Regions from separate parts of the Mus musculus genome. Here all the other regions are linked to region 1. The links are chromatin loops, found by intact Hi-C in ENCODE. Cell type or tissue: left cerebral cortex. All regions are shown on one strand. Region 1 overlaps Iqgap2 (IQ motif containing GTPase activating protein 2). Region 2 overlaps Sv2c (synaptic vesicle glycoprotein 2c). Region 3 has its middle 14 kb from the start of Gm24032. Region 4 holds the start of Iqgap2 (IQ motif containing GTPase activating protein 2).

Region 1 (2,500 bases):
CCAGCTCTGCTTGGCACAAATCACAGACCAGCCCATACCGTTGCGTTGCTCCGTATTTTCATTTAGTCTGAGAACAAAAGCATCCTCATTTTAAAATCATATTTATTATAATGAGATGTCTCATTTCTTCCCTCTTTTTTTGTTTTATTTTATTGGAATTGTCAAGTCCATTTCTTTTTACAAGAATTTTAAAATTTTGAAATTAAAATTATATCATTTTCCTCTTTCTCTCTCCTCCTTCCAACCCCTCCCATGCACCCTCTGGCTCTCCCTCAAATTCCTGGCCACACATATGCATATACATGTAATACACTGATTCCTAAATACATGAGTACCACCTGCTCACGACTTAGCAGAGAATGAGCACACACATGCAGTTAGGGAGGAGCCGTACCAGAAGCAGCCACAATGACACCAATTGGCCTCCCATGACCACATGGCCATGACATACACCACAGCAAGGACAAGACCCAAGGAGAAACCTGCCTTCCAGGAATAAAAGAGACAAGATGAGGCCATTTGAAAGGACACACTATTCATGCTTGTTCTTGTGTAAACATGCAAGCATGTCACCGAAAGTTTCCAAGCGATAAACTCAAGGTCTTAAACAAAGAAATTGTAGGAATCTCTAAGGCGACATAGTTTAAACAGAATCCTCATTTTACAGGACTTCCTCTTCAGAGGTGCTAAGAAATATACCTTCAAACTTGTATATCAAAAGCAAGATGTCTAAGAGTACTTGGCCTGTGGTACTACCACCCTCATGTAAATTGGTTTCCTTAAAGATATGCTACCACGCAGATGCCATGGTAGTTTTACAACGGAACTGTTGTGTTTGAAAGTCAACGTGAGTGTTCAGTAGTAATCAGCTGACAACCTGAGAAAGGACATCACTACCACTTGCGGTAACAGCAGCAAGAAGAACGGCTTTGTCTAAGACCACAGTTCTGCCTTAGGCCTCATCTTGACCAGGCTGCCTCATTTCAGAGGTACTTTAAGGTTTTATGCAATCATATCAGATCTTTCTCTCCTTCTCTGCCTACCCCAGGACCCACCAGTCCCAGTATTCTCTGGAGGCACTGCAAACACGTTATTTTTACATTGAAGGCATTACTTGTGGATCACTTTAGGAGGATTAGTGGTAGATGAGGGGAAACCGGAAAACTGGTGATGGCTACTCAGGGACATCACACAGCTACAAAGTCACCTTCCACAAGCCACCGGTCACCCTTCTCTGTGCAAATGCCCAGACGGGCTTATATTGTGAGCTACTTCAGCAGTGGGCCTGATTTGTCTTAGTGAATCATCTTCAATCTTGCTGCACACTAAAAATCAGTTCTTTCCAATGCTGGCAGGCTCCGCTGAGTCTTTCTCCAGGGAAGCCAAGGAGCTGAGAGGCTGCATAAGGTAAATTCCATTTGAATGGAAACCACTGCCTAGCCTGACTGGAGATTTCCACCCAGCCCTCCAGTCGGAAGCATCCATTGAAAACATCAAGTGGGCTGCCTACAGGACTCTCCTCTCCCCAAGTGTGTGTCAGGAGCAGAGAAATGTCCCCCGCTACCGGATTAGCAAACCCCACTTCAGTGTGACTCATCTGGAAGGTGGGTGGTGCAGAGCCGAGCAAGCGTGTGGTGTGTACACCGAGCGCATGTGGCCGTGGGGGTGACAGGGAAAGGAGAGATGAGAGCCAGGATGATTCTTATGAAAACCATAGCTTAATTAATTCAAAATTTCTCAAGGAAAACTATTCTTTCAAAACATACACACAGGAGAGGAAGGAGAGGAAGGGGAGAAAGGCGGCGAAAGGTCATCTTAACCAGCAAAAAAAAAACCACTTTCCTACAAAAGGCTACCTCTCAGTCTAAGAAACAGCCACAAACACAGGAGTAGGGTCCAGAAAACAAGACTACATGGGTTTCTTTCTTGATGAAAGTTTTACGTATTGGACTTATAGCTCCATGGGACAAGGGCCTGCCTACTAGGATGTAGGCCTGGGTTCAATCCCTCCCTGACACACATGCACAAGCACAGGTAAACATGCGAGCACTTACCACATACAACTTATAATAGCCTCACATGACCGGAAACAACACAAGTCAACCAAAATCACTTTGGAATTTTGACCTGTCATGTCATTCAGGATCAAAAAGAAGAGGGGGGGAAATAACATAAAAGAAGGAAGGCCAGGAAAAATTGTTCCTCAGTAGTGCAGCATGCTTGACAGGCAGAAGGTCCCAGGTTCCAGTCCCGGCACTGCTCAGAAGGCCAGTGACAGTAAACAGTAGACTACTATACGATTCCTGCAACAACAGGGGTGGATCTCGCAGGCTCGGTAGCGAGAAGAGGAAGGACACACAAAATGACGAGCTTTTGAGCTTTATAAAGGTCAAGAAAAACTGATGGATAACAGAGGCAATGTAATCAGTGAGAGTGGGCATGGCTATGACCCCTGCGATCCCAGAGGGCTTTTCTAAACCGCTTCAGTGCATTTCGGGGC
Region 2 (2,500 bases), 140 kb after region 1:
TGACACTCATAACTGGGGCTTCTGTCGAATCTCATGGTTGGATCTTAACCTCTAATTATACCTGAACAAGCCACAGCATGTATTTGAGAAGCAACAAGAACCCTGTCGTGGAAAGGAAAGGTTACACACAGTGAAGAGGCTGAGGGAAATGTGTGGGGAGTGGGCAAGACGGCAACCAAGAAGGCTTGTGACCACTGATTGTCCAGGAGGTTATAGAAGAGATCCCTCTTGGGCCACCTGGGAAGCTTGGGGTAGTTGACAGAAATGGTTTTTCTGAAGGGGACAGATGGTCTTATAAAGAAGGGTTCTGTTGGGTCATCCCATGCTGGCCCAACCCAGTGTCCAGATAAAATTCTGAATGACTGTGTCTTGCAGTTTGGAATGTACTTGTAGCTAAATCAGGGAGCAGAGACAATTTGAGAGTAAAGACTATCCAGTAAGATCACTACCACAGCAGGCCAGAGTAGAGAAAGCAATGCCTTTGATTTGTATGGTTTGTTTGCTTGTTTGTTTGTTTGTTTGTTTGTTTTGAATGGGAAGATAGGGATTCATATCTTACTTTTGCAGCAATTTTGTTGCATGCCACATTCAACCAAAAGGTCTGCTCTGGGCCTCAAACATGTTTTTTTCAAAAAGAAAACAACCATGGTGCAAATAGGAGAGAGAAATGAGCCTGCATGGAAAAAAAAATAGATACTCCTTAGGTTTTTGAAACACAGATTTGTTTCCCAGGGATGAGAAACAGAAGCGAGTTCTGTTCTGGCCCTGCCTCATTGGTGTCTTTCAAATCAATCAATGATGCTTCGAAGATTCCCTGGTCAGCTCTGCAGCTCTGGCTCTCATAGCCTGGATGTCCAGGCTCTGAGTACTCAGGTTATCTGCAGGGAACCACTTTCTCTCTGCAGCTTCCCATCTTAACTCAAGGCTGCCCCCTCCACCACGCCTGCATTACTTAATGGGGGCAGTGGATTAATGGTTTATGTTAATCAAAGAGCTTTTCACAGAATTTCAGCTCCAGGAGGGATCAGGGAACATGTGAGGGGAAGGGAGGCAAGGCAGAGGGGACTCCAGGGAGCAGGGCCATCTCTGAACAGATTCTTGGGAACAGAAGTTTCCTTTTTTCTGGAAGGCCCGGGGCTGTGGTCATGCAAGAAAAGCGTAAAATAAGCAAAGAGGATTCCCCCTCCAACAAGACAGAGGCAGTTAAACAAAGAATGCTGTTTAAACACAGGCCTTACGATGGTTGCTATCACAGGCTGCAAATCTACAAGGAGGCTTCAGATTTCAAAGACGCGTAAAAGGATGGGCCTGGGGGAGGGGCACCGGGCAAGAGACTCGAAGGTCCTTTAGCTGACAGCTGGCCCGTGGGAACGTCCTGCTGACCCCTCCCTCCTTCCATGCTCAGGAAGATTCCAGAGGTAAAACAGATATTCACCCACCAGGAAATGCTGTCCTGCCTGCCGGAGGGTTGCTGGGGAGAGCAGGCAGGCTCAAAAACTGTCCAGAGACAAGGCTAGGAGCCCACAGCCTGGGGACACTGGAGGGACATGACCTGATGTGGAGATTTGGGCTAAAAATGTAACAGTGGACAGTTGATCAAAGGAGGGTGGGTGGTGTTGACCCGCAAGGGACCGTACAAGAGAGGCTCCCGTCTGTGTTTCCCAAATGGCTTTGGTTGTGAATTCCAATTTCTATCTAAAAATCTGCCTTGTGCTGCTCAGGTAGGGTTTCGTTGCCAAGTGGGGATAGACTTTAAACTTTTCTTGTTAACAAAACCACCCTAATCATCCTGCCCAAAAGAGCCCCGCCCAGAAGTGCTTGGTGTCACACAATTGTCTTGAAACCCCCTGCTGTAACAGCTAGAGTGGCTGGCAGGCTGTCTTTTTTCTAAGAAAACAGGAAGTATCACTCGGTATGAGAAAAAGAAAGAAAGAAAGAAAGAAAGAAAGAAAGAAAGAAAGAAAGAAAGAAAGAAAGAAAGAAAGAAAGAAAGAAAGAAAGAAAGAAAGAAAGAAAGAAAGAAAGAGAGAGAAAGAAAGAGAGAAAGAAAAAAGAAGAAAAAGAAATCCCTTTCCTCAGCACAAAATTATGCCAATTTAAACTTCCTGTTAGTAGAGCGTCGCCAGCAGGGTCTATTTCTTACACCAGCACAGACTTTTTAGATTCTTGGTGAATGTAGTCCTTGGGGAAGCCTGGTCAACTGAGACATTTTAGGAACACTTCCACTGGGCACTGAGAAGCAGGAACATCACAGTTAGGAAAAGCTAACAGTGCACGGGGGGAGGGGGGGCGGGAAACCCTGCAAATCACACTGGCGGGGTAAGACAATACGCAGCTACACGTTACATCACAGCAAAAGTTTGTGTTCTGATACTTGGCCACCTTTCTATACATTAAAACTCTGAAGCTTTGAGTCAGGCAATACGACCGACCCACGGTGGGAGGAAGGGAATGGCTTTTGTCACGTCACATCAGAACCTGGGTTCGTGTGTCGGGCAGG
Region 3 (2,500 bases), 91 kb after region 1:
CACCTACTTAATCCAGTGCTGGAGCGACCACCAGGCCGTGTGTGCTCATTTACTCGGAGTTTTCTGAGAGCTTTTAGGTAATGTGGGGCTGGGTGTGCTGGTGCTCATTTGGAATCCCAGCACCCAGGACGCTGAAGCAGGAGGATTAAATTCAAGGCAAACTAGGAAGGAAGGCAGAGAGGGAGGGAGGCAGGAAGGGAGGGAGGGAGGGAGGGAGGGAGGGAGGGAGGGAAGGAGGGAGGGAGGAGAAAGAACCAGACTGAAGGAGATTTTTGGCTTTCAATGAATTTGTGTTTGCCAGCAAGGTCAACCTGAGGATGTCCCTGTCACTTCTCGAGGGTGAGACAAGCCCCAAATTCCAACCAGTACTTGTTGGAGTGATGGGAGTGTTCATACCCCAAAGTCAGAGGTCGTTTTCCTACCTGGCATTCACTTCTGATAAATTGCCCTCAGGACGTAAGGCTTCACCAGGCCTCCTTCCAGGGCCTGGCCAGCCATGACTGGTTCTCTAGCATGTGAGGAGACTACCAGAGTCACCAGGGGAAATCAATAGAGCTCCAGGCTGGCCAAATGCCTGGCGCTGCTTCGGGAAACATCCAACTCTTCCTTTGCCCTGCAGGTACTGCTTCAAGGTCAAACAAAGCTGGAGGGGGGGCAGGGACAAGGTTGCCAGGCGGAAATCTTGCAACTCTGGGACCAGTTCTCTGCCAGTTTGCCCGCTCAACCCACGTCACCGGGGACTGCTGCTGTATTCTTACTCTGAACACCCCGCCCCAGAGTCCTCTGTTGACCCGGAAGTTACTGTATGAATTCTGAAAAATTTTACCATAATCTCTAATGGGGCAGGGGGAGAGAAGGGATGGGACTAAAGGGGAGCGGGGAGAGAGAAAAGAGAAAGAAGGGAGAGAGAAAGGAGGGAGGAGAAGTGGAAGGAGGAAAAAGAGTGGAAGAAATTGGTCCCTTACAGCTTACAGCATCCCTGACTAACATCTCTAGGTTGCCTGTGTTTCCAGGAGTATGAGATTTGACCAGCCGAACTCAAAATATCCCGGACCCAATCTGTCACCCTACAGAGACAGGGCGGAAGGGAGCAGAGACAGAAAAACAGAGCATGCAGTTCAATGCTCAAAAATAAAATCGATGATCTGCGTAAGTGTGAAGATTTTGATTCTATAGGGAAATTACATAACGGAGATGATTTTCACCAAGTGTGGTGTGCCCGCTACACATCAGCTAAGGACATATGGTGTCACTGAAGCAAGGTCTGGTGGGTTCTCAAAGGCCCCAGGAAAGGGTTAATACTGTACAACTGTTTGTCAAGGAAGGGTCAGAGGTTGCAGCGGGAAGGATCTTTCTTGCAAAACCCACTGCTGGGAGTTTTTAACCACAAAGATAAAATTAGATCCATCAGGAAAAGCTTTCTGAATTTGTCATTTGAAATGGTCTATTTTCTGCATAATGGCAACCCACCCAGCCTTGGTCCAGACAGGACTACATCGGATTTCTAGCGTCTTGAGCTGCCTTGCTGCACAGCAAAGCACTGGATGTTTGCTTGAGGGATGGATGAGTGGCAGGATCGACTCAGGAGCTGGCACACTGGCTCTTCCATCTTCACACATCCCTTCAGGGTACACCTCCAAGCCCAAGAGTGACTTTGGGAGCCGCATCCCTCCGGCACTGGCTATCCATCTTAGTGATAATGCTCTACCAGATAATCTGGGTAAAATGGCTTTGCTACTGTGACCCTGCATAAGTCCTTGGCCCCATCAAGCCAGTTCTGTTAACATTAGCGATGTAACACAGACAAAGCTCTTAAGGGGCTACAGGTATGGCTCAGTGGGCAAGCACTTGCCACCATAAGCAAGGCACTGGATCAAATCCCCAGCAAGGTAAACAAGCAAAAAACAAAACAAAACAACAACGAAACAAGTTAGCAAAGTAACAAGGAGGGCAGAGTAGCTAGAAATTGCATATGAAATAAATGCACTGGTCTGTCTCAAGAGACTATTTTGTTGTGGTGGGGGGAGTGCTCTTGCACATATGTGCATAAATGTATGTGGACAGCACAGGTCAACATCAGGTGTTAGTTCTCAAGAGCTAGCTGTCCCTTAGTTTCTGAAACAGGGTCTCTCATTAGCCAGGAGCTCACTCAGTATGCCAGGCTGGCTGGTCATTAAGCCCCAGGGATTGACCGGTCTCCATTTCCCCAGGACTGGAACTACAAATGTACCTCACCACTGTGGGCCTTCTCACACGGGTTCTGGGTATCAAACGCATGTCTTCTTGCTGGCTCCACGGAAACTCCTACCAACAAGGCAACCTGGGGGTGCCATCCCAGATATAGAGCCTTTTCTCTCTCCAGAATGGGGCAGGTGCCTTCCATCTTGACACACTGTGACATCAGGTGGGACAGGGTTAAGCCTGGTAGGTTGGAGCAGCAATTCTCTGGCAGCAGTATGACAAGTCACAGCACCCTGCAAGCTGCAGTTCTCTCCACCGT
Region 4 (2,500 bases), 72 kb after region 1:
GGGTAACCGACACCGTCACTTTCAATCAGACCGGCTCAGAGTCTGTCCTTACAGAAATCCTCCCGCGCAGGAGATCGGGGGCGGGGAGAGCCACCGGGAAAGTGGCTGGGGGCGGTACGTGTCCCTGGAGGCCTTGGCTGGAAGGGCCTCACACCTGTGGGGCCTAAGTGGCTCTAGCTGCTCAGGTGAGGCCCAAAAGAGACTAGTAGGAGAAGCCTGCCCTTCCAGGAAAGTGCCTTCACCTCTCGCAGAGCGCGCGGGCACAGGAGCTGCGCTGCCCACCTGTAGCGACAGCAAACAAACTTTCCGCCCCTTTTGGGTGGGAAGCATCGGATCCCCTACGCCACCCTCTGGCTCGAGCCGGCAGCGCCCAAAGCAAGGCGGGCTCCTCACCTGATACCCCTAAACCACAACCTGATCTGCACCAGAGCTGCTGAGGCTTGCGAGGTGGAGGGACTTAGCTGGAAGCTGCAATTAGGAATTTGGAAGAAAGGGGCTTGGAAATCCGCGCCCTGCTCCTTTGCAATTCCAATTCTCAACTTTGCCAGCCGCTGCCCTCCGCAGCGCGCCCTCAAGCCCCTCGGCCTCCCCAACGCCGTCCCAGGGAGAGGGGCGCCCCGAGATCAACGGGAGCCCGAACACTCACAGCCGTAGCGGGGCCGTTGCAACGACGGCAGCTCTTCGTGCGGCATCCTGCGCTGCTCTGGGGGCCCTCCCGGGGAGCGCCCCCCGTGGTTTCCCTCGCTGGCCAGGCTCGCGGGCTCCGCGCCCGGCGGGCGCGCTCCGATCCCACCTCTGGGCTGCCCTCGCCCGGCTTCTCGGAGCTGACCGCTCCGCTCCCTCGGTGCTCCTTCACTCGCGCCTGCGGCGGCCGCGTCTCGCTGACACCGGGGCAAAAGTGAACTATCTCCTCCCTCGCTCGCTCGCTCGTTCGCCCGCCCGCCCGCCCGCCCGCCCGCGGGCCGTACCGCCTCCCCCAGCAGGTTTCCTTTCTCCTCCCGCCCGGCCCCGTTATTCACCGCGGTGGGAGCGCGCCGCCGTGCAGCGACCCCTACTGGCCGCACAGCGCAGCGCCCGGTTGCGAGGACCCGCCTCCCGCGAGAGGAAGGGGCTGAGAGGCACCCTGGACCCCTGCAGCTGGAGCCCAGCGCACAGATGGAGGGCGACTTGGAGCATCCGGAGGGTGGAAGTGAACCAGCGCAGGGAAGAGCAAGAAAAACCACAGCAGACCACAGGCACCCAGTTCGCCTGGGTGTTGCTCAGTGACTGAGAGACAAACATTGCAGTTCCTTTTCCTCTAGAGAGATTGCACGGGGACAACCCTCACACACTCACCTCCCCACCCCACCCCCGAGCCCCGCGAGCGCCTGCTTCTCGCATTTAGGGGTATAAACGAAAGTTGTTTATGACTTTTGGCTTACGAGACACAGGATTCCCCTTTCTTGACAAGAAACGGTAAGGGTGAGCTCGTGCGCGGGCTGCAGGAGCAAGATTAACAGCCTCCAAACAACACTCAGAACACAACTGCCAGTCATCCGCCCACCCCTCTGCCAGCCCGCCCCCAATGTGCAAAACTGTCGCTCAGGCCCAGCCGGGGTCGCACAACCACAAACCCCTTTCCGGCTCAGCTTTTGAGACAGAAACCACAAGTAGCTGTTTTAAAAGCACGGTTTTCATGCGGTTGCTTGGAGCCTGGAGGAATGTGGGAGCCCCCCCCCCCCAAACATGGGCCACTGCTTTTTCACAAACGTGGGGCATGTGGGTGATCACATGACTGAAAAAAAATCATCAAAAGAGAGGGTCATAAGAGATGATTTAGCCGAAGAAAGGTGGTCTAGCGACACTAGTCACCTTTAATTAAGCAAATCTACAGAGAGCAGCCAGCTGCTTTCTGGGAGACACAATGAACTCTTGAAACTTGAAATTCAGACTCTTGGACCCCGCCCCGCCTCCAGTTCCGTTGGTCTGAGTTGAGGCTCATGAACTTGCGTTTCTCACAAGTGGTCAGTGAAGCTGAAGTTGTGCCAGCCTATGAGTTAGGTGCACAGGAAGAGGGAAGTCTCATCAGATGAGAGCGAGAGGATTCCCCACCCCCACCCCTAGAGACATTGGATTCTCACCCTGTTGGAATGGGATGAAAGGGATTTTCCTCCCCACAAAAGTAGATGCTTCTAATGCTATGGCCACAGGTCAGCAATACTCATCCTGTGACCAGCCTGTCAGCCAGGCTTCTTCCATGTCTCAGAGACGCCATGTTGGACTCTAAAACGCACTGCGTATTCTGTGCATCAAAGATGAACTCCTCACACATCAGTTCTCAGGATGAACACCAGGATGCAGGGCCTCAAGAAGTAGATGGTCTATGTGAGGAGAGGTGGGAGGAAATCGCTGTAAACCACAATGGCCTGAGAAGGTGGTATGATTTCAAAGTGTGGTGTCAGGTGGAGTTTGAAAATAGGCAAGAGTTGGGTGGAGAACATCCTATCCTAAGAGACAGGCA

What was found. Peaks named below come from ENCODE experiments on the same cell type or tissue, not always from the same donor. Only the 100,000 strongest peaks of a DNase experiment are listed, where the experiment ranks them.
Region 2: it touches region 1 in a loop (9-fold over the local background); 2 of 42 quality-filtered maps call a loop at or near these places.
Region 3: it touches region 1 in a loop (8-fold over the local background); 2 of 42 quality-filtered maps call a loop at or near these places.
Region 4: a loop joins it to region 1, with 3 times the contacts of the local background. A loop is called at or near these places in 2 of 42 quality-filtered maps.

The regions. Positions count from the first base shown.
Region 1 is chr13:95,818,729-95,821,228 of GRCm38, forward strand. The region is part of intron 2 of Iqgap2 (IQ motif containing GTPase activating protein 2); the gene reads right to left. Among named protein-coding and RNA genes, the nearest start is that of Gm32702, 56 kb to the left of the region's middle. In left cerebral cortex, no CTCF peak of the experiment used is centred here; a DNase peak (open chromatin) is centred at 1,545; H3K27ac peaks cover 1,630 bases.
Region 2 is chr13:95,958,814-95,961,313 of GRCm38, forward strand. Sv2c (synaptic vesicle glycoprotein 2c) reads right to left here. Exons shown (of 13, transcript NM_029210.1): 13 at 630-2,500. The coding sequence ends at 2,467. Among named protein-coding and RNA genes, the nearest start is that of Gm24032, 63 kb to the left of the region's middle. In left cerebral cortex, no CTCF peak of the experiment used is centred here; a DNase peak (open chromatin) is centred at 1,319; H3K4me3 peaks cover 433 bases; H3K27ac peaks cover 283 bases.
Region 3 is chr13:95,909,820-95,912,319 of GRCm38, forward strand. No RefSeq gene overlaps it. Among named protein-coding and RNA genes, the nearest start is that of Gm24032, 14 kb to the left of the region's middle. In left cerebral cortex, no CTCF peak of the experiment used is centred here; DNase peaks (open chromatin) are centred at 493, 679 and 1,226; H3K27ac peaks cover 2,323 bases.
Region 4 is chr13:95,891,018-95,893,517 of GRCm38, forward strand. It overlaps Iqgap2 (IQ motif containing GTPase activating protein 2), which reads right to left and starts at 905. Exons shown (of 36, transcript NM_027711.1): 1 at 647-905. The coding sequence starts at 692. In left cerebral cortex, CTCF peaks have their summits at 351 and 1,073 (motif pointing left); DNase peaks (open chromatin) are centred at 3, 343, 1,090 and 1,502; H3K4me3 peaks cover 1,662 bases; H3K27ac peaks cover 1,267 bases.